Linked DNA regions of Homo sapiens: region 2 is linked to region 1. The links are chromatin contacts, found by Hi-C or POLR2A ChIA-PET in ENCODE. All regions are on one chromosome and are shown on one strand. The core of a region is the stretch at or near the end of the contact, and the rest is flanking DNA. Distances in the headings are between cores, read along the strand shown.

Region 1 (6,172 bases), core at 2,644-5,143:
GCCTCCTGAGTAGTTGGAACTATGGGAGTGCGCCATCACATCTGCCTAATTTTTGTATTTTTAGTACAGACAGATTTTCACCATGTTGGCCAGGCTGGTTCTCGAACTCTTGATCTCAGGTGATCCACCTGCCTTGGCCTCCCAAAGTGCTGGGATTACAGGCATGAGCCACTGTGTCCTGCCTTTATTTATTTATTTATTTATTTATTTTTGAGACGGAGTCTCGCTCTGTCGCCCAGTCTGGAGTGCAGTGGCACCATCTCGGCTCACTGCAAGCTCCACCTCCTGGGTTCATGCCATTCTCCTGCCTCAGCCTCCCGCGTAGCTGGGACTACAGGCGCCCACGACCACACTCTGCTAATTTTTTGTATTTTTAATAAAGATAGGGTTTCACCGTGTTAGCCAGGATGGTCTCGATCTCCTGACCTCGTGATCCTCCTGCCTCGGCCTCCCAAAGTGCTGGGATCACAGGTGTGAGCCACCGTGCCCGGCCTTTTTTTTTTTAAAGACAGGGTCTTGCTCTGTCACCTAGGCTGGAGTGCAGTGTTCGATCATAGCTCACTGCAGCCTCTGATTCCTAGGCTCAAGGGATCCTTTTGCCTCAGCCTCTCGAGTAGCTGGGACTATAGGCACCACTGGCTTGGCTAATTTTTTATTTTTTTATAGAGATGGGGTCTTGCTATGTCGCCCAGGGAACTCCTGGGCTTAAGCAATGCTCTCACCTCGGCCTCCTAATGCGTTGGCATTACAGGCGTGAGCCACTGCACCCAACCCAGAATCTGAGTTTTCATCAGAACTTAGCTGTGACCTCTCTCTCTCTTCCTCATGCCATTTCTTGCAAGTGGATTCTTATAAGAACCTTCATTCAAACCCTCTCATAAACATCTCTATCACTGTCTCTCCCACTCAGTTGACAGAATGAACACCTTCTCGGCAGCTTCCAGCTTCCAGGTCCTCCTTGGCCCCATTTCTTTCCCTAGAGACCCAGGGGACCCGACCTCCCTGCCTGCCTGTGCCACCTCACAGGCCCCACGTCCAGCTGCGTGCACAAGCTCCTCTCTCTCAATGCTTCGGAGGCTCCCAGCGCCCACTTCAAGAGGCTTCTCTGGGTCTGCTCTCGGTTGCCACCTTCGTCCCTTCCCACCACTAACCTTTCCCACCCAGGGCTTGGACCTTGCTAGCAAGCTGAACGTGCCCTGCCTTCTCTAGCCCTGCTATCTGCTCTGCTGGGAACACTCCTCAGTGGAAATGCTTCCAGGACCATCTCAAAAACCATTGCTCCAGTGAGGCCTTTCCTTGGGTCCCCCAAACAGCCAAACAGGTTCTTGCTCTGAAACTTTATCTGTCCCAGTGAGTAACCCTACCAGACTGGCTCCTCAAGGGCTGAGACCCACAGCAGCTATTAATGAGTTTTCTTAGACAAGTATTCTGAAGTCTGGCAGTTCTATTAGAAATTCTGGCCGGGCGTGGTGGCTCACGCCTGTAATCCCAGCACTTTGGGAGGCCGAGGCAGGTGGATCACCTGAGGTCGGGAGTTCAAGACCAGCCTGACCAACCCCGTCTCTACTAAAAATACAAAATTAGCCGGGCATGGTGGCACACACCTGTGCCAACCAGCTACTCGGGAGGCTGAGACAGAAGACTCGCTTGAACCTGGGAGGGGGAGGTTGCAGTGAGCTGAGATCACGCCATTGCACTTCAGCCTAGGCAACAAGGGTGAAACTCCATCTCAAAAAAAAAAAAAAGTTGCCGGGCGCAGTGGCTTATGCCTGTAATCCTAGCACTTTGGGAGGCCAAGGGGGGGTGGATCACGAGGTCAGGGGATCGAGATCATCCTGGCTAACATGGTGAAACCCCATCTCCACTAAAAATACAAAAAATTAGCCGAGTGTGGTGGTGGGCACCCGTAGTCCCAGCTATTTGGGATGCTGAGGCAGGAGAATGGCGTGAACCCGGGAAGCGGAGCTTGCAGCGAGCTGAGATCGCACCACTGCACTCCAGCCTGGGCGACAGAGCAAGACTCCATCTCAAAAAAAAAGTTCTTTCAGCCAGGCATGGTGGCTCACGCCTGTACTCCCAGCACACTGAGAGGCTGAGGCAGGCAAATCATTTGCCTTAATTGATTTGCCCACCTCGTCTTCCCAAAGTGCTGGGATTACAGGCGTGAGCCGCCATGCCTGGCCAGAAGTTCTTCCTAGAGGTTCTATGCTGTCCTAGCAAGAATTGGTAAGAACAGCATAGAACACAAGGGGTTGCAAATTTGTGGGCCGTAGACCAAATCTGTTCCACAAGTGACAAGATGTTTTTTAATTGAGGTAAAATGTGCATACCATAAAATTAGCCGTTTTAAAGCAAACAATTCAATGACATTTGTATATTCATAACGTTGTGCAACCACCACCTCTGTCAGGCTCCAAAACATTTTCCTCATCCCAGAAGGAAACCCTATGCTTGTTAGGCAATCACTCTGCCTTTCTCTCTCCCCACAGCCTCTGGCTCTAATCTGCTTTCTGTTTGTCTGGATTTACTTATTATAAATGGCATCATTAACACATGTGGGCTTTGTGTCTGGTTTCTTTCACTTGCCATGTTTTGGAGGTTTATCCATGTTGTAGCAGGTATCATCAGTGTTTCATTCCTCTTTTTCTTTTCTTTTCTTTCTTTTTTTTTTTGAGACAGGCTTACGCCATCATCCAGGCTGGAGTGTAGTGGCACAATCTCCGTTCATTGCAACTCTGCCTCCTGGGTTCAAGCAATTCTCCTACCTTAGCCTCCCGAGTAGCTGGGATTACAGGCTCGCTCCACCATGCCTGGCTAATGTTTGGTGTTTTTGGTAGAGATAGAATTTCGCCATGTTGGCCAGGCTGGTCTCAAACTCCTGACCTCAAGTGAGCCGCCTGCCTCGGCCTCCCAAAATGCTAGGATTACAGGGGTGAGCCACCACATCAGGTCTTTTTTTTTTTAAGATAGAGATGGAGTTTTGTGAGTTGCCCAGGCTGTTCCTGAACTCCTGGCCTCCAAAAGTGCTGGGAGAGTTCAGACATGAGTCATCACATGGCGTTCATTTCTTTTTTATGGCTGAATAATATTCCACTGAATGGATCTACCATTGTTTGCTTACACCCTCATCAATTGTTAGTTTGGGCTGTTTCCACCTTTTGGCTCTTTGACTATTGTGACTAGTACTGCCAAGAACATTACTTGTTTGAGGACTATAATTGCCGGATCATATGGTAACTCTATGCTTAACTTTTGAATTAGAAACGGTGTTTTAATTTTTCGAATATGACTCCTTTACGTGTCTGTGTCTGTTTCCATGTCTTCCTACTGTCTTAGTAGGAAGCTCACGACTCATTTGCGTAATTTTTCTGGCCCCTGAAGGCACCTGATTTTGCTGCCCCTAGAATACTTTGGAGGCAAAAAGAAAATAACTCTGTGCCCAATTCAGCCAGAGTCGTGGGGTAAAATCTTTTCACTTCTCAAAGTACTACTGTGGTTCATCCCCAAAGGGGGGAAATCAGGTTTTCCGGAGAGGAGGCGGCTACAATTAGGGAGGTGAGGGACCTCACGCGCCTCTTCCTTAGAGGAGGCGGGCGAGGCGAACGGCGGAGGAGGAGAAGCGGGGGCGCTGTGCGCTCTCTGGGGCGTGGGCCGCGCTCGGGGCTGCCCACCCCTCGGGAACGAGCCGGGGCGCTCAAGGAGGCAGCGACGCGAGGCGCAGCCGGTCCAGGTTTCGCCCGCCACCGCCGTGCGGCGCCTCTGCGGGTCAGGGCCGGGGGCGCGGTCGGGGCCGGGCGGGGCCCAGGTTGGCTCGCGGGTAGGCGGCCCCGCCCCCCACATCCGGGGGCCGGGGCCGGGCTGTGGGCTTGCCGCGCGCCGGTGAGTCAGGCCGGGTTTTCCCTCCGCCTTTGGGGCAGGCGATCGAGCGCCGCGGAGCGCGTCCCTCCCTCGCCAATCCGGCTCCGGCGCCGGCGCCCGCCCGCGTTTTCCCGGCGCCTGCCGCTCCGCCGCTCCGACCCGGCACGCAGTCCCGGCCCGAGCCGACGCCTTGCAGGAGGGTTCAAATCCGCGCGGGGGAGCTGCGACGCGCAAGGGCTGCGGAGCCGCGGGCCGGCGAGCGCGTCGCCACCATGGTAAGTGGGGCGCGCGAGGGGCTGGGGACCCGGGCTGGACTCGGGGGGTGGGGAGGGGTGGGGCGGGTCGCCAAGGTCTTGTTTTCGGGCGTCCTTGGCAAAGCTGCTGTCCCGCTGGCCGAGGCTCCCGTCTGAGAGATGGGCGGGGGTGGCAAGGTGCGGCGTGCGCCCAGGTGTCCCCTGCTCCCGGTCACCGAGGCACCGGATCGGGGACCGACCCCGATGCTCCGCTGGAGGGGCAGGCGGCAGGCTACCTTGCTCTCCCCAACCCCTGCAAACGCGCTTTCCAGGGAGCAGCGCGCGGGACCCCTGCGCCACGGCTGGGTGGGGCAGGCGTCCTTGGCGCCGGCGTCTGACCTCGGCCTCCGCCCCCCGGCCCAGCCGCTCCCGGCAGGCCTCAGGGAGGGGCCAGGAGGAGACGCGCCTCCCACCCCGCCCCCCAGGTAGCTCCGGGACCTCCCGCAGCTTTGGGGAACCCTCGCCTTCACCCCTGCTTTCCTGACACAAATTCCGTGGGGATGCAACCTCGTTTGCCCCTCTGACTTCCCCATGAGATCTCTCGCTTCCTCCCACACCTCCTTTATCCCCCAACCCCCTGCCGGTCCACCAGGCTGCAGCTGCGGGTCTGCGGGTAGGGGACATTCCTAGGTCTTGACCGCCAGAGCACCCGGTCCAGTCCCGGCCACAGCCTTTGGCCCAAGTGAGGGCTGGCCTGGGGACAAGCCGAAATCAGGGCCCTGGCTGTATCCAGAAAGAGAACTGAGACCCGTTGCCTCCCACTGGGCCACCCCCCGACCCCAACCACATAGGAACAGATTGGGCCTGGCTGTCCTCGGGAGGGAGCGGACGCAGGAGGCCATCCTGGGCGCGGTTATCAGCCTCCTCCCAGGGCCCTCCCAGGCAGGGCTTCTCTACCGGCTGGCAGCGTGTGGTGTGCATGTGCCAGACTGTGAATGAATGCGGCCAGCCTGCCTCTGCCACCGCCTCTAGAGCTAGCATAGCGACTCGGAGTCCCCATGAGGCAGGTTTCCTCTATTTCTTCCTGACCTGGGGGGCAGCAGGAGGGATTCCAGGCCTGGTGGACCGCAGTCTAGGGCAGCCTGGTTGCAAGTGTCCTTGGGAGAAACAGGCATGGAGGGCTGGGCAGACATATATGCAATACATACACAGCAGTGTGTGCCCATGGAGGGGAACCCGTGACCCCTGGCTTAGGACAACCTGCTGAGGTAGAAAGGACCTTGCCCAGGGAGTTGAGATTGCTTCTCACTGTGGGATCTTGGATAACTCACCTCGCCTTCCGAGGCCTCAGTTTCCCGATCTGTAAAATGGCGTGAGGGTAATTACTGTCCTGTTTGCCCCCACGAGGCTATTGTGGAGATGAAATGAGATAATGAAATAGAAGGGCTGAGAAAAAACTGTAGACTGCGGTGCAGCCGTGAAGCACTATATGGTGATACTAAGCACCACTTCCGCAGGCTTTAGCCCCTGTCTCTGCCTCAAGTGTCTGTCACAGAGGGGATGGGGTGGGCCAGCCTCTCCCAGCCCCTCTCTGGGCCCCCCTTGCCTACTACCCCCCCCTTTTGGAGCTGGGACATTCCAGTCCCATTCCTTAGGGGCAGCTGCAGACACGCCCCTTAGCAGAGCTGATCCCCCAGCAGGTGGTGGGACCTTTCCCTGGGGCCAGGGCTCAGGAGGGGCTGACTGTAGCCAGGGCAGGCAGCACTCCTGCCCATGTGGGGACTGGAATGTCCCACCCCAGAGGAGATGCAAGGTGGGATCCGAGAGGACTTCTAATCCTGGAGCCTGTGTGCTTTCTCCCCTGCGGCTGAACGTGACCTTAGGCGTGTTACTTCACTTTCTGAACCTCAGTTTCCTCTTGTGAAGTGGGGGATGACAGAACTCATCTCCTGTGTGTCTTGTGAGGATGTGATAGTGCCCTTTGGCGTGACCCAAAAGGGCACCAACAGGCTCTGGGACGCCCCCCTCAAAGAAAGCGCGTCCTCTCCTTCTTTGCTTCCTGGCCAGGGCAGCTGTGTCTT
Region 2 (6,172 bases), core at 2,587-5,086, 3.1 Mb after region 1:
ATGAACACCTCCTGTGGCTACCCAACTTTTCACACATCTTACTGATTATAGGCCTTGCTGTGAATGCTTTCTTGCTCTATCTGAAGTATTCCCACCAGAGTTGTTTCCAACTTTATTTCCTATATTATGAAAAATGAAGTTTTTTTAACATTGTAACAAAGTATATGAAAGATAATGTATACTGTATTAAATAAACCATTATACAAAAATAGTTCCTTGTACTGTTAACTATTATTATGACTTTGGTCAGTAAAATTCTAAATCATGCGACTATAATTTACATGTTTACCAATGGAAGGAAGTGACAATGAACTGCCTAAAGAATGAAAGAGACACCCAGGCATGGTGGCTCACATCTGTAATCCCAGCACTTTGGGAGGCCGAGGCGGGGGGATCAGGAGGTCAAGAGATTGAGACCATCCTGGCCAACATGGTGAAACCCCGTCTACACTAAAAATGCAAAAATTAGCTGGGCATGGTGGTGCGCACCTGTATTCCCAGCTACTTGGGAGGCTGAGGCAGGAAAATCGCTTGAACTCGGGAGGCGTAGGTTGCAGTGAGCCGAGATCGCACCACTGCACTCTAGCCTGATGACAGAGCGAGACTCCAGCTCAAATAAATAAGTAAATAAATAAATAAATAAAAATAAAAAAAGATTTGTGTCTTAACTGTGCACTTAACAATATTTACTATAAAATGGGGGAAGGGGATGATGATAAAAGTTAGCTGAGGAAGGCTGGGCACAGTGGCTCATGCCTGTAATCCCAGCACTTTGGGAGGCCCAGGTGGTGGATCTCCTGAGGTCAGGAGTTCAAGACCAGCCTGGCCAACATGGTGAAACCCCATCTCTACTAAAAATGCAAAATTAGCTGGGCATGGTGGCATGTGCCTGTAATCGCAACTACTAGGGGTGCTGAGGCAGGAGGATCGCTTGAACCCGGGAAACGGAGGTTGCAGTGAGCCGAGATCATGCCATTGCACTTCTGCCTGGGCAACAGAGCAAGATACCGTCTCAAAAAAAAAAGTTAGAAGAGAAATGGAAGGTTCTCTCTTTTCCTCAGCTTCAGTATACTAAAACCCAGAAGCATAGGACATAAGTTTTTTCCATGGGATACTTTAGTTATCACCTTGGGTGAAAACATGGTACTAGGATTTGTCCTTCAAGTCAGGTTAATGTAACAGAGGTAGCAGTGACTTATGGTTAGATTTGTGCCTTAACTGTGCACTTCCCAATATTTGCTATAAAATGGGGGCAGGGGGGTGATAATAATATCTAATACATGAAGCCTGTAGGACAGTGCTCTGTGTTTGTGTTTTGACTGCAACTCAAAGAAAGCAATATATTTTTAGATGAAGTATATACATGTATATATATATAACTTAAAAGTTTCATAAAGCAGTACTTACCCTTACTATGTTCCATGTGTTCTAATATTTTCTCTTACTTCATTTTGAGATAATGCTAGGCATGACCCATTTATTTTAAGACACACTAATTGGTCAAAAAACAATTTGAAAACCACTGCTATAGGAGAACACGAGGAAATATATTTTATAAACTGTAAAGCACTACTAAGACGTGAGCAGCGGCTGCTGCATATCCAGGTCAACCTTTATGGGCCTGAAGACAACCTCTCCTTCGTTTGGGCACTGCTAGGAGTCAAATCTACCTAGACTTTTGGTAAGGAAGATGGTACTCATGCTCATTGTCATTGAGACAATTATCTAATGCTTAGAAGTCAAGACTAGAAAGCAAGGCATTAACCATATCAGCACCCAAACAAGGGAAGACAAGTTACAAGAAAGCCAAATAAAACAGCAAACATTTGTTTAGTGCTTTATGGTTAACATATATGATCTCTTTTAATCCTTACAATCCTAGGGAAAAAGTGAAGCTCAAGGAGGTTGACACCTGCCCAAGACTAGACAGTAAGTGGCAGAGCCAGGTCATCTGATCCTAAATCCCGCACTCCTTCCACTATGATAAAATACCAGGAAAGAAAAGTGATCAGGATATGAGGCACATTCTGATCCATCAAAGATGCTTATATGCTTTGCCTTTCTCTAGAAGGAAAACGGACCCCACTGAAGGTAGAGATGCAATCCCAGACTTTCAGAGGGGGGGTGTGGCCAATTGCTATCAGTAGTTTAGGACTCACATCTGGCATTTCTGTCTACCAATACATCTATTTTGACACTGCTTGTGCTGAGGTCCCAAATGTCTATTATCTCCAAGTACTGTGGCTTTCTATTCCTATCTGTACCTGTCCCAGGGAATTGGTCAAGGACTCACATTAGGGAGAAATGAAGTACTGGGTATCTGTTACTCACGTCCCTTACACTTAGGTAGACTGCCAGTATTAGCAGTAGTGGTCCGCTTCCAGTGACCGTCATATTATCTGTTCAGCTTCCTCTGGGGAAGCCAATCTGCCCCAATCTTCATGGTTTTGTGTCTCCTTTTTTACCCATATGACCATCTCTCTCCACCGTGTCTCCCTCATCAAATAAAGAGAAGTTTAGCAACTAAGTACCTGAGGAGGTGGGAAAGGAATGCTACTCATTCCTCAGCTCTCCTAGTTACCTTTCCACTCCCTTCATCCCCCCACATTCCCTCATTTCTCTCACCTGGTACTCCTGCACCACCTCCTCCAAAGGCAGCACGCTGTGCTGTTTGTGGCTCCTGGATTCTCGGCACACCACACAGATGGCCTCTTTGTCCACCTCACAGAAGAGTTTCAGGGCTTCCTGGTGTTTAAAGCACATGCCCTGATCATTACTCCGGTTTCCCCGATAAGGAGTGGGGCACATCTGGCGAATTATCTGGACCATGTTGGCCAGCTGCAAGTTGGGACGAAAGCTGCGACGTGTAAAGCTCTTTCGGCACTGGGGGCAGGTGAACTGCCCTGGAAGGGGCAAGGAAGGAGGCGGGTGGATGTCAGGATACAGCTCTTCATCTTCGTCCTCATCGTATGCTTCCAGTATTTCTTCTTCTCGGTAGACATCAATTCTCAGGTCAGGTCTCAAGCCTCCTAGGTAATAGTCCTGATCTTCCTCTTCTTCTTCTTCCTCCTCGTCCCACATATAGTCTACGTTGTCCCAATTAGTTATACCACTGTCACCGAGCCAGAGTTCATCGTCATCTTGGTCTTGGAACAACTCTTCGTCAGCATTCCCCCGATACAACACCTCTCGAATGGAGCCGTCCCATCCATCCATGGCCCCCACCGCTTCCTCGTCCTCCTCCTCCTCCCATTCATCTTCCTCCTCGTTCTGGTCCTCCTCGTCCTCCTTACTCCACAGCTGGGTCACACACCCTCGGCAGAAGTTGTGCCCACAGCTGATGGACACGGGGTCCTTGAAGTAATCCAAGCAGATGGCACACACCGCTTCCTCCTGAAGGGTCTGCATGGGGCTGGGAGTAGTGGCATAACCAGCCATCTTAATGCCCGCCGGCAGGTGTAGATACGTCAGCTTGGAGCTGAGGAGCGGGGACGCGCCTGCAGGCCTGCCTCCAAACTACTCTGGTGACCCGAGGCTGTCCTCAACCTTGCTCTTCTTCCTCGGGGCCGCAGGGGAGCTTTGACCCCCTCTCTCAGGGTGCGAACGCCCAGATCCAGACTCACAGCCTCTCTCTGGGATCGGTGGGGACAGAGCAGGCTGCAGCCCCCAGCTGCTCGGTCCTGTCACGTCTCTCGCTACCCTCAGGGTGTGCCCTACACTGCGGCGTCCGCCTCAGATGCAGCCGCTGGCTACCCTGCCCGAGGCGACGCAAAATGACGTCTCGCTCCTGCACACGCTCTGGAGAGACGCTCTAGGCCGGCGGAGGACCACGTCTCTATGGTGTGCCGGGGGCCGCGCGGGCCGGGAGTTGGGTGGGCTGGGGGACAGGCGCGCCCGCGCCGCCCGCTCCAGCTGGGCTAGTGCTGCACATTCCGGCCAGCCCCTCCTCAAGACCCCATTCCCAAGCCCCTTCTCAGCTCCCTCGGGCCGGCAGAGCGGCTCTGATCAGGTCAGCGGCGGACGCCGGGAAGAGGCCCGGCTTGGGAGAGGTGGTTTGGTGGGTTGGCTGGTTCTAGATGGTGGGGGGGTCAACACTTGAGGGGGACTGGGTCTCCGAGCCGTTGTCCAGCCTGAGCCGGAGCCCCAGGAAGGTTAGAGGGAAGGGGGATAAATCTCTCCGGAAGCCCCGCCCGGGCCGGGGCCGAGTTGGTCCGCGGCGGTGGGGAAGCCTGGGACACCACCCTGGTGCTGTCGCCCGTCCCGCCGTCCGCGCTTGGGGTGCCTTTGTGGGGATCCGGGCGCCGCACAGCTGGGAGGGCCTGCCGCCCGGGAGGCTCGGATCCGGGGCGCCCAGTGCCCCCCGCTGCCTTCCGTGAGCCGTCGGGCCCCAGCTCCACGTAGGCCTCAGACCCAGCCCTGTTTCTGCTTGCGGGGCCGCGGCTGCGCAGTATTGCGGCGTCTGCCAGCAAAGCTGCGCCCCGGTCGTGGGTCCCCTGAGGGGGCCGGGGCTCAAGTTCCCTTCGGTGCTGCCGCCTGCGTCGGGCCAGGGTTCCGAGTTCCAGCCCTGAGCTCTGTGAGCTCGGCCGGGAGGGGGCTGGATTTGGGACCACACTTCCTCACCGCCGTGGTTTAGACTTAGTTTGAGAGCGGCTGGCCCCTCCTTCCTGTCCCGGTGTCCTCCGCTGTCTGTTATGCCCTTCACTCCTCCCTGGGGAGGGAGGGCTGGGGGCGCTGTCTGGGTCTGTTTTCCACCCCAGCGGGGCCCTAGGGCAGTGTCATTTAGACTCCACTCTGTCACCTTTCCTGGAGAGGGGACCTGATCCAGGGCTGAGAGGTTTTTTTTTTTTTTTTTTTTTTTGAGATGGAGTCTGGCTGTTGCCCAGGATGCAGTGCAGTGGCGCGATCTCGGCTCACTGCAAGCTCCGCCTCCCAGGTTCACGCCACTCTCCTGCCTCAGCCTCCCGAGTAGCTGGGACTACAGGCGCCCGCCACCACGCCCGGCTAATTTTTTTTTTTTTGTATTTTTAGTAGAAACGGGGTTTCACCCTGTTAGCCAGGATGGTCTCGATTTCCTGACCTCGTGATCCGCCCACCTCGGCCTCCCAAAGTGCGGGCTGAGAGATCTTACAGTGGGAGGGGGAATCAGGCCCTGGGGAAAGGCTTCTCAGGGGTTGTCTCCTTCTGTCTTCTGTCTCTGCAGGTAGGGATAGAACCAGGTCAGGCCTGGATTTGTAGTCCCAGAGAACAGAGGATGGAGATGGGGGCTGGACGCAGCTCAGAGGGGCTGGTGCTCATGGGCTCTGTGTATGCCTTCTCCTGTGGCCTGGTTCTGTGTACAGATGTTCTACCCCAGTGCTGAGGGCCAAGACACCCTCTTGGCCTTGGTGCTGGGGGCATCCTGGGGCAAGGAGTGTAGGCAGAACTCCTCAACATTGGAGATTTGGGGAAATTGTGTCCCCTCCCTTTTAGACTCCTGTAGCCCCCTGCAGTGGCACGATCTGGGCCCACAGCAATCTCCACCTCCTGGGCTCAAGCAGTCCTCCCACTTCAGCTTCTGGAATAGCTGGGAACACAGGCATGCACCACCACTCCAGGCTAATTTCTTTATTTTTTTATAGAGACAGGGTTTCGTCATGTTGCCCAGGCTAAAGTGCCGTGGCTATTTATAGTCACGATTATTGCACCCTACCACCTCAAACTCCTGGACTCAAGTGATCCTCCCGCCTCAGCCTGTGGAGTAGCTGGGACTACAGGCATGCACCACTATGCCTGATTTACCCATTCTCTTTTAGATTTTTTTTTTTTTTGAGAGAGGGTCTTGCTCTGTTGCCCAGGCCAAATGCAGTGGTATGATCATGGCTCATTGCACCCTTGACCCCTGGGCTCAAGTGATCATCCTGCCTCAGCCTCCCAAGTAGCTGGGACTACAGGTGTGCATTACCACATCTGGCTAATTTTTATTATTTTTTTTTTTGTAGAGATGAGGTCCTGCTATGTTGCCCAGGCTAGTCTTGAACTCCTGGTTTAAGCAGTCCTGCCTCAGCCTTACAAAGTGCGGGAATTACAGATGTGAGCCACTACGCTCAGCCCCATACAAGGTTTTTTTTCTTTCTTTACCTGCCCTTCAATAAGAAGTACATTGCACATACTGATCCAATATAGACCTGCACAT

What was found. Hi-C counts contacts between places; a loop is a spot of excess contacts on that map. ChIA-PET counts read pairs that join two places held with the same protein, here RNA polymerase II (POLR2A). Pooled maps may share reads with other maps.
Region 2: a map with no recorded cell type shows a loop between it and region 1 (13-fold over the local background). The contact joins the promoter of TRIM52-AS1 here to the promoter of N4BP3 in region 1. A Hi-C loop is called at or near these places in 1 of 37 single-sample maps with no recorded cell type and 1 of 50 pooled maps. POLR2A ChIA-PET finds 5 or more read pairs at or near these places in 1 of 52 experiments (CD8-positive, alpha-beta memory T cell).

The regions. Positions count from the first base shown.
Region 1 is chr5:178,109,639-178,115,810 of GRCh38, forward strand. N4BP3 (NEDD4 binding protein 3) reads left to right here and starts at 3,894. Exons shown (of 5, transcript NM_015111.2): 1 at 3,894-4,133. RefSeq lists silencers at 3,634-4,183, 4,264-4,583, 4,934-4,983, 5,594-5,703 and enhancers at 5,022-5,535, 5,064-5,123.
Region 2 is chr5:181,257,376-181,263,547 of GRCh38, forward strand. It overlaps TRIM52-AS1 (TRIM52 antisense RNA 1), which reads left to right and starts at 3,837. Exons shown (of 3, transcript NR_102762.1): 1 at 3,837-4,009. TRIM52 (tripartite motif containing 52) reads right to left here and starts at 3,768. Exons shown (of 2, transcript NM_001346048.2): 1 at 2,626-3,768. The coding sequence starts at 3,438. It overlaps CTC-338M12.4 (a long non-coding RNA gene), which reads left to right. Exons shown (of 3, transcript NR_109909.1): 3 at 1-211. RefSeq lists enhancers at 3,469-3,518, 3,699-3,748 and silencers at 3,889-4,038, 4,149-4,398.